2 separate regions of the Homo sapiens genome follow, and region 2 is linked to region 1. Evidence: chromatin contacts called from ENCODE Hi-C data. All regions are on one chromosome and are shown on one strand. The core of a region is the stretch at or near the end of the contact, and the rest is flanking DNA. Distances in the headings are between cores, read along the strand shown. Region 1 overlaps LRIG1 (leucine rich repeats and immunoglobulin like domains 1). Region 2 overlaps FOXP1 (forkhead box P1).

Region 1 (6,687 bases), core at 1,725-4,224:
CTAATAAGGTAGAGTTTGCCCCTTATTTCTTCTATGTGTCCTATCTTTTTGTTTCATTGTTTTTCCAATACTGACTAGTTTTTTTATTGAAAAGATATTTTCTGTTGTACTATTTTAATTCCCTGTTTTTTAAATACACGGGTATTTTTTAGTTATTTTCTTAGTTTTGCCCATAGGAATTAAAATTAACATCTTACAACAATCTAGTTCAAATAAATAATGAAATTAACTTCAGTAATATGCAAAAATTATGTTCCTATTAAGATCCAGTTTTATTCCTTTGTGTTACTGTTGTCGTACACATTACATTTTCATTAAGCCCATCAACACAGCCTTATAATTACTGGTTTATGTAGTTGTCTTTTAAATCAGGAGACGCGAGTTACAAAAATACACGTATCCTGTGTGTTGTATTACCTGTGTAGTTACCTTTAATGGGATTTTTTATTTCTTGGTGTGGATTGGAGTTGCTATATGATGTCCTTTCATTTCAGCCATACTAAATACTCTCCTGGATTTCTTGTGGGGCAGGCCTGATAACAGTCAACTTGCTCTGTGTGTGTTTAAAATAAAAACATCGGAATGTTTTAATTTCCCCTTCATTTTTGAAGGATAGGTTTTTTAATACATAGAATTCATAGTTGAACGTTTTTCTTTCAGTAATTTGAATATCTTCCTACTGCCTTCTGTTCTCTGTGGGTTCTGGTAAGAAATCAGCCGTTAATAATAATGAAGATCCCTTGAATGTGATGAGTTGCTCCTCTTTTGCGTTTTCAAGATTCTTTGTCTTTGGCACCTGACAGCTTGACTATGATGAATCTGCGTTTGGATCTTTGAATTTACTCTACTTGGAGTTCATTAAGATTCTTGGATGTGTGGCTGCACATTTTTCATCAAATTTGGGGCCATTGTTTTGCAGATACTTTTTCTCTTCCTTTTTCTTTCTTCTCCTTCTTGGACTCCCATGATTTGTATGTTGTTGTGCTTGATGCTGTCCCACAAGTCTCTGTGGTTCTTTTCATTTTACCTCATTCTTTTTTCTTTGTTTCTCAGACTACATAATCTCAGTTGACTGTCTCAAGTTCCCTGCCCCCTCCTTCTGCCAGCTCAGTTCTGCTGTCAAGCCCCTCTAGTGAATTTTTCATTTCAGTTATTGTACTTCTAAGTTTCAAAATTTCTACTTGGTTCATATCTATAATTTCTCTTTATTGCTATAAAATTTTCTCATACTTTATCCTTTTTTTTTTTTTTTTTTTTTTTTTTGAGACAGAGTCTTGCTCTGTCACCCAGGCTGGAGGGCAGTGGCGTGATCTTGGCTCACTGCAAGCTCCGCCTCCTGGGTTCATGCCATTCTCCTGCCTCGGCCTCCCTAGTAGCTGGGACTACAGGCACCTGCCACCACACCCGGCTAATTTTTTTTTTTTTTTTGTATTTTTAGTAGAGACAGGGTTTCCCCATGTTAGCCAGGATGGTCTTGATCTCCTGACCTCATGATCCTCCTGCCTCAGCCTCCCAAAGTGCTGGGATTATAGGCGTGAGCCACCCCACCTGGCCACTATCCTTCGATATTTTTTTTAAGACATGGTTTCCTTGAGGTGTTTGAATATGCCTATAATTGCCGATTTAAAAAGTTTATTTAGTGAATCTAAGTCTGGGCTCCCTCAGAGACAGTTTCTGTTGACTGCTTTTTTTCCTGTTTGAGTGTTTCATAATATTTTGTTGAAAATTGGGCATTTAAAATAAAATAATGTGGCAACTCTGGAAATTGGATATTCCCTTTCTCCTCCCCCAGGATTTGCTGCTGTTGCTGTTTATTGTTACAGCTTGCCTAGTGACTTTTCCTGGACAAAGGCTATATAAAGTCCGTCCCCTTAAGTCCCTGCTTGTTTAGTTTAGTGGTTAGCTAATGGTTGGACAGAGAAGTCACCACAACCACTGTCTCCTATCCTTTACCGACGGCTTGTGTGTTTGTGTTGGGGTGTGCCATCACTTCCTATTTGTGTAGACAGTCATGCTCAGCCACAGGTGACAAATGAGGACCCCCTCACGTCTTTCCTGGGTGTGCACATGGCCTTGCACCTGCATGTGGCTGTCTAGATCCCCAGGAATGTATTGGACCTTTTCAAAGCCCACCATTAACACTGTATTCCCCACATTTTCCTTTATAGTTTTTTGGCCAGCTGCTTGTTTGCCCCATGGGTATTGTCCCCTCAGACAGCTGCGCTGTTGAACAGTGGCTACTGATTGTTGTAGTCATGTGCCCTGGGGCTAGGGCTTCTCCTGCTCGGCAAACTAGATCAGGGCAAATCAATGCAAATCCTGTGAATGGGGCTTTCCGTGTTGCTGCCAGATAGGCCACATGGTGTCAGTTCTGAGGATGGGGCTTTTGGGGAGCCCATTCTGACCCTTGAGTGGTTGCTAGGCTGCTGGGTTTCAAGGCTACCATGGAGCTGGGGAGGGAAGAATGGGGCTTTGGATAAGTTAAAATACCACAAAGCTCACATTTCTGAGATGTTGCTATTTGCTTGAATCAACAATCCATGGATTGTTGTAAGCCTTTGGTTTTCCAGAATTCTGAAAAAGTTGCTTTTGACCATTTTTCCAGGTGTTTTCCTTGTTTTAATGGAGGTGCAGATTTTTGGAGGTCCTTATTCTGACATTTTGGAAGTGTTTTACACCCCCTCCTTTTGGAGTAAGGTTTGTGGGTAAGATCTCTGCAGTCATGACCAGTGGTGCCTGACTGTTTTGTGTGAAAGTCAGCAGGCAGAGCCAGTTGTCTTAAGGAAACTGCCGGCTGGCTGGTTTGAGAACTGAGAAGTGGTGGGTTAATTTCTAATCAAGGAGTGTGATCATAAAGGTGATCAGTACTCACAGACTTCTAATTAGATGAGGTCAGATGTCCATGGTGCAACTCTTACGGCATCTGGTTGGTGGGGCTGAGGATGCACAGGGACCTCAAGCTCTGGTTCCTGCTTGGTGTCTGTGTCAGTTTCTGTTAGCATGAACAGCAGCTGGTTCCTCTGTGTACCAAGAACCCAGCGCTTTACAGTTGACCCTTCTCTCCCCAGATGACTTCCTGAAGCCACAGATCATCACCCAGCCAGAAACCACCATGGCTATGGTGGGCAAGGACATCCGGTTTACATGCTCAGCAGCCAGCAGCAGCAGCTCCCCCATGACCTTTGCCTGGAAGAAAGACAATGAAGTCCTGACCAATGCAGACATGGAGAACTTTGTCCACGTCCACGCGCAGGACGGGGAAGTGATGGAGTACACCACCATCCTGCACCTCCGTCAGGTCACTTTCGGGCACGAGGGCCGCTACCAATGTGTCATCACCAACCACTTTGGCTCCACCTATTCACATAAGGCCAGGCTCACCGTGAATGGTATGGAAACACCATCTTTGTTATAGTACCAGAATCCTACAAAGCACACTCCTGATTGCCCTTTCAGCTTTCCATGTAGAGATGACTGAGACAGGACACACACATGCTTCTGTGGGGCACTGTTAAATCCTATTGTTGCCTGGGTTTGCCCCAGAGCAAGTTTTGCAGATTTCAAGGGTTATTCACAATGAGTTACTTGTTTTTGGTGAGTTTTAAAAATCTAGTTATTGGCCGGGTGCTGTGGCTCATGCCTGTAATCCCAGCAGTTGGGAGACTGAGGTGGGCAGATCACTTGAAGCCAGGAGTTCGAGACTAGTGTGGCCAACATAGTGAAACCCCGTCTCTACTAAAAATACAAAAATTAGCCAGGTGTGGTGGCACATGCCTGTAATCCCAGCTACTTGGGAGGCTGAGGCACAAGAATTGCTTGAACCCAGGAGGTGGACGTTGCAGTGAGCCGAGATCACTCCACTGCATTCCAGCCTGGGTGTCAAAGTGAGACTGTCTCAAAAACAAAACAAAAACTAGTTATTAAGTCAAATTGTGGAGAGCTAAGCCTTGTTTTGTCCAGTTCTTATCCTCTATAAGCCAAGAGATCTGGCTTCCAAATTCCAAATACCCCTTAGCCTGGGGAAGCTGCTGTTCTTTGAGTAGATGGCACAGCATTGGAGTCAGAGGCTAGCTACTGCTCCAGAGACTGTGGAGTGCAAGGCTGGTGTGAGCCCTGGCCTGAAAGACACAGTGTCCTGGCAGTTGACAGGTTTTTACTCATTAACCAGCCTTGGAGCTTGTCAAGGGGACCATGTGTTATTGTGTGTTTGGAGGAGGGGGGTGGGGAGTAGATAGCTTGAAGAGTTTACTGTCCCACCCCAGTAACCTAATGGGGTTATCCTGATTACTAACTCTCTAGTTAAAAAGAATTGGCTTGAGAATCATCAGAATGGTGGATCTGCTTTGCTCTTTAAGCCCCCACAGATCACAGCGAAACACCTTCTTTACCACACTGTAGTGGGGTTGTCTTGGCTTATTCCAAGTCCTCACAGCTTCCGAAAGACTCAGCTGTTTGTTAGACTCTCCCCAAAATTGACGTTGACAGGAACTCTGGTGGTGCCTGACACGTGGCTGGATGCGTCCCACTCTGTCAGGACATCGATCTTTAGGCTGAGCAAGCTAGCAAGCTGAATGCTTCCTGCCTGGGTATACGGCAGTGGGCAGGAACAGCCTGGGTGAACAACCATCCAAATGGATGAGCCATCCCATTCATCCCATGAACACCCATCCAAACGGATGAGCCATCCCATTGCTCTCCCAAGGTGGAGGCATGCCCACCTTCCCTCTGTAATTCCATCTCCACAGCCTCTCTCTTGGTGGGTAAAGCAGGCAAGCATCAGGCCTACCTAGTGTGGATGGGCACCCCCTGCAACTCCCGTATAGGCACTGCCATGTAGAGTAAAAGCCTTTGCTTTGAAGGGACTATAGCCAGCCTAGGGTGTACAATGCAAGGCTGATGGGATGGAAGTGTTCCAACTGTGGTGGGAGAAGCTGGGGGTTCCTGATTCACAGGTGGCAGGAGTGGTCCTGGGCAGACATTGGGAGAAAAGAAGTGAACTGGCACTGGGCACAGTGACAGGTAGGTGTTTGCCAGAGGACTTCCTGGTTTTGCATCTAGCTGTCCCGTAACCCGACCCTGTATACGTATGTTTTCCAGTGTTGCCATCATTCACCAAAACGCCCCACGACATAACCATCCGGACCACCACCATGGCCCGCCTCGAATGTGCTGCCACAGGTCACCCAAACCCTCAGATTGCCTGGCAGAAGGATGGAGGCACGGATTTCCCCGCTGCCCGTGAGCGACGCATGCATGTCATGCCGGATGACGACGTGTTTTTCATCACTGATGTGAAAATAGATGACGCAGGGGTTTACAGCTGTACTGCTCAGAACTCAGCCGGTTCTATTTCAGCTAATGCCACCCTGACTGTCCTAGGTTTGCCTATTGCTCTACTGTGTGTGTGTGTGTGTGTGTGTGAGCGAGAGAGAGAGACTCTCAAATGCTCTGTGTGGCCAGGGGTGGTATGCGTTGTGGGCCTTTCGACCCTGTTTGAAATTTGGGGCTGCTTTTTGAGTTGAGTTAATTTTTCTTAAACAAGTGTTTCTATCTCTTTAAAAGAAATGATAGCTGGTGAATTAAGAGTCTTCATAGGGTTTAGCTACAGAACATTTTAAGAATTGGACAGGATGGATGTGGGCTTGGTCAAGAGCTACAGAACATTTTAAGAATTGGACAGGATGGATGTGGGCTTGGTCAAGAATAAGGACACAGGCCTGACACAGGACAGTTAGGGAATAGCAGGGGCTTTTGTCAGCAGAGGTTCACTGTCCCTGTGGAAGCCACTCCCAGCATGGAGATGACTCAGTCAATGAGTTGAAGGGTCTTCTCCAAAGCTTGCCACTCTGAGACAGAATCTCAGATGCATCTCATTGATATGTTGGATTGTCCGTTGTCCAGAAGACCGGGCAGAGCCAGAGCAACGGAGGCCCTGAGAATGACTAAGATCTCTGTTGCTCTCTTGTAGAGACCCCATCCTTGGTGGTCCCCTTGGAAGACCGTGTGGTATCTGTGGGAGAAACAGTGGCCCTCCAATGCAAAGCCACGGGGAACCCTCCGCCCCGCATCACCTGGTTCAAGGGGGACCGCCCGCTGAGCCTCACTGAGCGGCACCACTTGACCCCTGACAACCAGCTCCTGGTGGTTCAGAACGTGGTGGCAGAGGATGCGGGCCGATATACCTGTGAGATGTCCAACACCCTGGGCACGGAGCGAGCTCACAGCCAGCTGAGCGTCCTGCCCGCAGCAGGCTGCAGGAAGGATGGGACCACGGTAGGCATCTTCACCATTGCTGTCGTGAGCAGCATCGTCCTGACGTCACTGGTCTGGGTGTGCATCATCTACCAGACCAGGAAGAAGAGTGAAGAGTACAGTGTCACCAACACAGGTCAGGCCCTGCCAGCGGAGCTGACTTTCAAGGAGGGAGGAATGGCAGTGATGCTGGGGAACTGGGCCGGGTTCCAGTGGCTTTTGAAAGAATTGCACTGTGTTCAGAACTCCTGAGGGTTTAGTCCCACTAATTCCATTTTAACTTTGAGGAACTTAACCTTAAACAGGAATACTCTCAAATTTAACCTTAAACAGGAATACTCACAAATACAAGTAACTGACGCACCATGCAGTTTTCCCTCTCCTTGCTAACTCAGAGGCCGCCTATGCACAGGCCCTGCTGCCACGTAGTAGGTT
Region 2 (6,687 bases), core at 1,204-3,703, 4.7 Mb before region 1:
AAAGGCAACAGCACGCTATAGTGGCCCAGCTAGAGCCCAGGCATTTTGGAATTCTTGATTTCTTTGTATCTTTGTACCCTGATTATAGACTGATGTCTTTTTAAACTGGCTGCCTTGTGAAAATTAGAGTTCCTCTTTCTTAACTAGGACTGTGGGTAGTAGTGATCCCCATGTGGCAAGGATGGGGCAGGGAAGAGTGTTCCTGCAGGAAGAAAGTGTGTGCAAGCCAGATGACATGCAACTGCCCTCATGATCAGATTTGGATAACTCTGTTATTTACTCCAAACCTTAGTGTCTTACAGTTTAAACATTTATTCTTTTACACACTTTCTGTGAGTCAGAGATAGGGGAGTGGCTTAGCTGGGTGGTTCAGGCTCATAGCATCTCATGAGATTGCAGTCAAAATGTGAGGCTGGGGCATGATTGGGGCTAGGGGAGCCGCTTCCAAGATGGCTCGCTCACATGGCTGTCAGCAGGAGGCCTCAAGTTCTCAGGCTGTGGACCTCTCCATAGTGTGACTTCAGTGCCCTTGTGATGTGGCAGCTGGCTTTTCCCAGAGTGATCCAAGTTGTGACCTAGCCTTGGAAATCACATACCATTACTTCTGCCATATTTATTGGTCACAGAGACCGGCCCTGACATGGTGTTGGAAGGTACTATCCAAGGCATGAATACCAAATGGTGAGAATCTTTGGGGCTTGTTTCGGAGGTTGGGTGCCACTGATTCCAACCTCCTCATTAGCCCTATTTAGAATCAGAGTAAGAGCAAGTCAGTGTAATTGTTTATAAAGTGTCATATCCTTCAGCTATGTTGGATGGAAGAAAGGTCAAAATGTGACCTGAGCACTGGTGTACTCTTGGCGTAAGGTCATTGGCCAAAGTATTATTCACTTCACTAAAAGATTTGCCTGTACTAATAAGAAAGAGAGATTGACAAAAGAGATGAACTGCACTAAGGTATTTGGTGAGTTCGATTTCTTTCTCAAATTATGCAAATTTCCTCCAGCGTTTCCCCCTAAACAATGGGAAGTTGCATATTCTCAAAGCTGTAAGACCTTCAAAGATAATCTCAGAGTGATTTTAAGGCAAAATAAGTAGTTTAATATTTATATCTAACTGCATCTCTGGTGTCTCAGAAGTCTTTGACATCATTGGAATGACTTTGTTAGTACCTTTCCCATAAATAGTTAGCTAGACAGGTGAAAGTTCAAGAAAAATAATGAGATCCTTTACGCAACTCAAATAGACTGTTCATGAGATTCCCTGTTCAACAAACATCTGACAAATTATTGGGTGGTTGTGTTGACCTAGACACCTAGAGTGAGGCACCTAGAGTGAGCAGCAGAGAAAGCAGCCGGGAGATTACATTCTTATGGGACATTAAACTGGTAAGCCAAAAAAAAAAAAACAAAAAACAAAACAATGTATCACCACATGTTGTGTGACGATGAAATCTGTAAGAAAACAAAGTAGATTAAGATAAACACCGTGGTGATGACAGTCCCATGTTTGACTGGCTGGCCAGGGAAGGACTCTGAGGAAATGGTCTTTGAGTAGAGACCTTGACTGAGTGAGGGACTGAGTCTTGCGTCTATCTAGGGAAGAAAGTTTCAGGTTCGGGGAAGAGCAAGTTTAAGAGCCCCCAATCAGAAACAAGCTTGGTTGCTCTTTCGCAATTTCCAGAGACTCCATCTATTCCCCAGCATCTTGGTTCTCACCACTGCACTGCTTATGGTTGACCGTCAGCTTTGCTTTTTTGACCATAGTCTTACAGCCCTGGCTTAGCCTTCTCTGAAAACATACATTTGCACACTAAGCCAGATTCACATGGGAGGTACATTATGCCGTGGCCTAGTCTAGTGTGTATTTCCCCTTTCTCTCCCCACAAAGATTTTACAAAACTTATACATGCAAACAGGTATTTTTGTTTGTTTCACATGAGTCGCTTTTGCATAATATAACAAGCCCATGATTTCACATGTACAGTAATTCATAGAAAGTGATAGTCATCTTGCTTAGACACCTTAGTTCTCAAATCTAGCCTGCTAAATATAGTACCTTCTCAGACCCATATAAGGTGTCATAAAAAAAGAAAAAATAAAGGTCAAAGTTTCCCCACCCACAAATTTGGTTATAAAAACAGCAAAGCAGGGTTTTTCTGAACTTGAATCAGTAAATTTTTAATTTAAATAGTATCCTGTTTTGACAAAGTGCTAAACCACAGAGGTCTGAGAAAGACACTCTTAAGCCTTTGTCAATACCAGCTGGCATCTCTCAACAGGAAACCTTGGATGACTTTTGTTGTCATTTTGTGATGCACTGACAAGGAATGCGTGCCCTTATTTGTTGCATCAAGGAAATGGTCAGAGTACCTCTGATGCGGCTCGATGCCGTTTACATCAATATGTTGCATAATCCTTTGCCAGACAAAACCGGTATTTTGTTGTCGTTGTTTGATCAATTAACATTGGATTTCTGGCTTTGCTAAGTGCACCTCCAGAGCAAGACACAAAATGATGTCACATGAGTTCTGTTCTCTGACCCACCCAACAAAGAACTGAGCTAACCTGCAACCCTTTTCCTGCCTTGGTCTTTTGATCTCATCAGTTGTGCAGCTCACCTCTTCAGGGCCTGCACAGCTCTTGAATGGTGTGGACTGTCCCGAGGAAATCCAAGGTACTATAAGAGCTCTTTGTTGGAATTCAGTCCCTAGCCCTCTCTTTATCTCACTTTGTTTCATGTTGAATAGTAAGTTGCATTTTACTGTTATGGTGACTGCATTTTTCTTATGGGGCCTTCAGGGTAAACAGCCGTTAGTTTCCATCTGTGAACACACATGTAGCTTGTGTTTGGGTAGGGTGCCTGGTGCTTCCAAAGTCATTATTTTCTCTGTAATGTTTGTTCTCCATGGTTGTGCATAGATAGATTCTATGCCCCAGTGCAGGACGAAGAGGTAGCCTGTAATTCCAGCTGAATGTGTTGCAGTTGAAAGTGGGACGGGAGTGGAAGCAAGTGATGGATCAAGCAAATCGCTTTTAATTTTACATAAATTGGTTTTCTGCTTTCCTCTGGGGCAGAAGTTTGCTGCTCAGGGTCATGTTAAATGTCGCTGATGATTTGGAAGAGAGGCATTCCTGGAAAATATCCGGTGAGACAGAACTTGGGATTTCAGTCCCTGCCTCTCATTGACAGACTTGGGGAAATTAGAGATGGAGTCTCTAGCCTGGGATGGGAGCCGTTATCTCTGGACCAGCTAGAGACACTGGAGATTAGAAAAGGCAACAGCAATTTTAGATTCCCGAAGAATAAAATTATCATGACATTTATCAAATGTGCTCCCTTTCCCCCCGGTACATTGCATAATAATGATGTTTGTATATGTTGTTGTCACATAAGCAAGAACGAGAGAAGATCCCCTTTCATGGGATGCTCACAGATTTCCTTAATATGAAATTAACTAGCAGTCCTAGATAAGTAAGCTAGAACTGTAATGGGCACAGTCTGAAAGAGGGCAGAGCTTTCTTTTTGCCCCTTGGCCAAGGACAAAACATGGGCAAGGCCAGTTGTCAACATGAGACACTGGTTTCAGGTTTGCAGCTACAAAGAATACAGTTGTGATGGATTTCAATCCGATATTTGCAGTTCCAATGCTAGAATTTTCAGCCATGTCATCCTGAGTCTCTTTAGGCTTTAGAAACAAAGGATTCATGTTTGAATCGTGACCTGCCACCATGACCTTGGGCAAAATAGAAAACTTTGTTTCTTTGTCTATAAAATGGCCGTAAATGTGCGGTGGCTCACGCCTGTAATCCTAGCACTTTGGGAGGCCAAGGCGGGCAGATCACGAGGTCAAGAGATCAAGGCCATCCTGGCCAACATGGTGAAATCCTGTCTCTACTAAAAATACAAAAAATAGCTGGGTGTGGTGGCACCCGCCTGTGGTCCCAGCTACTCAGGAGGCTGAGGCAGGAGAATCGCTTGAACCCAGGAGGCGGAGGTTGCAGTGAGCCAAGATCACACCACTGCACTCCAGTCTGGCAACACAGTGAGACTCCATGTAAAAAAAAAAAAAAGGCCATAAATGATACCCACCATACAAGAACCAAATGAAAACTTGGACATAAAGCACCCAGCTAGAGACACACAGCATGTGACATACGCTTAACGAAAGGTGCTAATAATGTTATTAGAATTTCACTGGATTGTTGTTGATGATTCTAATATAATATTCCTTAATAGTAAAAAGCTGAAGCCATAGGAGCCCAGTAATCTTCACCTGGAATTTCACAGTAACAGGAAAATAAATGAAACTTTGGGATACTAAATATTAATGGGGTGAAGTAAAAAAAGCTAAGTGGGGCCTGGCGTAGTAGCTCACACCTGTGATGTGAGGCACTTTGGGAGGCCAAGGCAAGAGAATTGCTTGAGGCCAGGACTTCGGGACCAGCCTGGGTAACACAGGGAGACCCTATCTCTACAAAAAAAAATTTTTTTTTAAATTAGCTGAATGTGGTGTTATGCACCTGGAGTCGCAGCTACTTAGGAGGCTGACATGGGAGGATTGCTTGACCATGGGAGGTTGAGGTTGCAGTGAGCTGTGATTGTGTCACTGTACTCCAGCCTGGGGGACAGAGTGAGACCTCGTCTCAGAAAAGAAAAGCAAAAAGCTAAGTGGAAGAAAAAAAGTAGTTGCAAGCTGTTACAGAGCTGGACAGAAAATGCATAGAAATAAGTGGCTTTTGGCAAATTCTTTGAGTGAAAGAAATGAACAGCCACTAACAAGGAATGACTATTTTATGCCCAAATCCATATATTTAAACAATGATTGATTGATTGATTTGTTTGTTTATTTATTCAAGCAACTATTGTGCCTCATCCTCCCTGGTAACTGGGATTAACAGGTACCCAACACCACACCCAGGTAATTTTTGTGTTTTTAGTAGAGACGGGGTCTTGCTGTGTTGCACAGGCTGGCCTCGAACTCCTGGGCTCCAGCGATTCCCCCACCTCAGCCTCCCAAAGTTCTGGGATTACAGGCATGAGCCACTGCGCCTGGCCAACAATGATTTATTTTAAAAAATCATTTTATTTAGGAGAAAGCAAAGACTTTGAAAAATAGTGTTAACTATGCAAGGGCAGGTTATTCATGAAAAATCTATTCTATATTTTAACATGCCTGGTCTCAGTAAGTGATTTCAGTCAGATAGCTTGAAAGAGGCCACCATGAAGAAAAATGTGTATTTCTCCAGAATGTATGTATTACAATAAAATAGTTGCTAATGAATTCCTTTAAATCATTTATTACCAGACTCTATGAAAGTGAGATTATCATAATTTGGCAGAGTGGATCAAGAACAAAAAATAAACTATCAGATTCAGGAAAAATGAGAAACAAACCCATGGGTGAGGAATCAGTGAATCATTGTAGAGTTTGTTTTTGGGGGAAAAAAAAAAACCACACACACTGAAAGAATTTTGAGTGAAAACCCACTGGACTGAGAACTCTTAATAGTATGGTCATCATAAGACTTTGAGGGGATTTCTTTATTTTTTTTAGAGGGTGAAAATGTCTTGAAGAAATTCCCAGGGCTTGGTGAATAGAAGATACTTTACTGAATTTCAAAGTGATGTTGCAGGCATACCCTTGAAAGAAATTTGTGAATTGGGGTGATCGAAAGAAAAATGCACAGGTGGTGAACTGAAACCTGGTGAATGGTGCATGGCTGGGACAGGCCGTGTACAGTTGGGGTTGACTTGGGGAATCCCTCCCAGAATGGCATCAGATGAACCAAGATTTGCAACTGCAATGGTGTGCCTTGTAATTTGGGGTTTCCCTCAGGCAGTGCTTTTCTAGGTTGTTTGGAAGTGTTACACTATGACCACTTCCTAATCTTCTTGTGGAAGGAGGTACCTGTATTAGTCAAGACTTTTTCCCATGCAAATGTCAAAACCCAGCTCAGACTGGCAAGTGATGAGGGGTTGGGGTGAGAGAGTGTGTACGCTCACAGAGCTTAAAAGTTCAAGGGTTAGCCTGGCCTCAGACCCAGCTGGAACCAGGCACTCAGGTAACGTCATCAGGAAGGGTCTGTTCCAATTGTTCTGTTCTGTTCTGTTTCTTTCCTATTGGCTCCGTTCTTTGTCAAGTTTTTCCCTTGCTGAGGCCAGAGGGCTTCTGAGAGTCCCTGCTTCACATACTTACAGCTTAGCAACCCCTCAGAAAGAGAGTATCTCTTGCTCAGTAATTCCAGCGAAATCCCTTGAATCAATTGAGTGACTTGGGTCACTTATCTATACATGAACCAGTCACTGTGGAGAAGGGAGGAGATGTGCTGATTGGTAAGTGTGTTAGGCTGTTCTTGTGTCACTATAAAGAAATACCTGTGGCTGGGTAATTTATAAAGAAAAGAGGTTTATTTGGCTCATGGTTCCACAAGCTGCATTAACATGGTGCCAGCATCTGCTGAGCTTCCGGGGAGGCCTCAGGGAACTTTTGCTCATGGTGGAAGGCAGAAGGGGAGCCAGCATGTCACATGGCAAGAGCAGGAGTGAGAGAGAGATTTGGGGGTGAGGGGGCACACACTTAACCAGATCTCAGGGGAACTCACTGTCACGAGGACAGCACCAAGACATGAGGGATCTGCCCCTGTGACCCAAATACCTCCCACCAGGCCCCACCTCCGACACTGG

The links. Hi-C counts contacts between places; a loop is a spot of excess contacts on that map. Pooled maps may share reads with other maps.
Region 2: a loop to region 1 is called in a map with no recorded cell type, with 14 times the contacts of the local background. The contact joins two enhancer-like sites. A Hi-C loop is called at or near these places in 2 of 37 single-sample maps with no recorded cell type and 1 of 50 pooled maps.

What each region holds. Positions count from the first base shown.
Region 1 is chr3:66,382,683-66,389,369 of GRCh38, reverse strand. It overlaps LRIG1 (leucine rich repeats and immunoglobulin like domains 1), which reads left to right. Exons shown (of 19, transcript NM_015541.3): 13 at 3,069-3,389; 14 at 5,098-5,379; 15 at 5,969-6,388. Among named protein-coding and RNA genes, the nearest start is that of LRIG1, 110 kb to the left of the region's middle. RefSeq lists enhancers at 2,318-2,377, 2,408-2,487, 2,498-2,667, 3,128-3,227, 5,674-6,173 and 1 more. Within about 2 kb of position 2,974, at least 3 of the 41 ENCODE cell types and tissues checked have a DNase peak (open chromatin) inside an H3K27ac peak, as active enhancers do.
Region 2 is chr3:71,083,122-71,089,808 of GRCh38, reverse strand. The region is part of intron 7 of FOXP1 (forkhead box P1); the gene reads left to right. LOC124906247 (a long non-coding RNA gene) reads right to left here. Exons shown (of 2, transcript XR_007095956.1): 2 at 1,094-6,687. Among named protein-coding and RNA genes, the nearest start is that of FOXP1-AS1, 200 kb to the left of the region's middle. RefSeq lists an enhancer at 1,866-1,965. Within about 2 kb of position 2,453, at least 7 of the 41 ENCODE cell types and tissues checked have a DNase peak (open chromatin) inside an H3K27ac peak, as active enhancers do.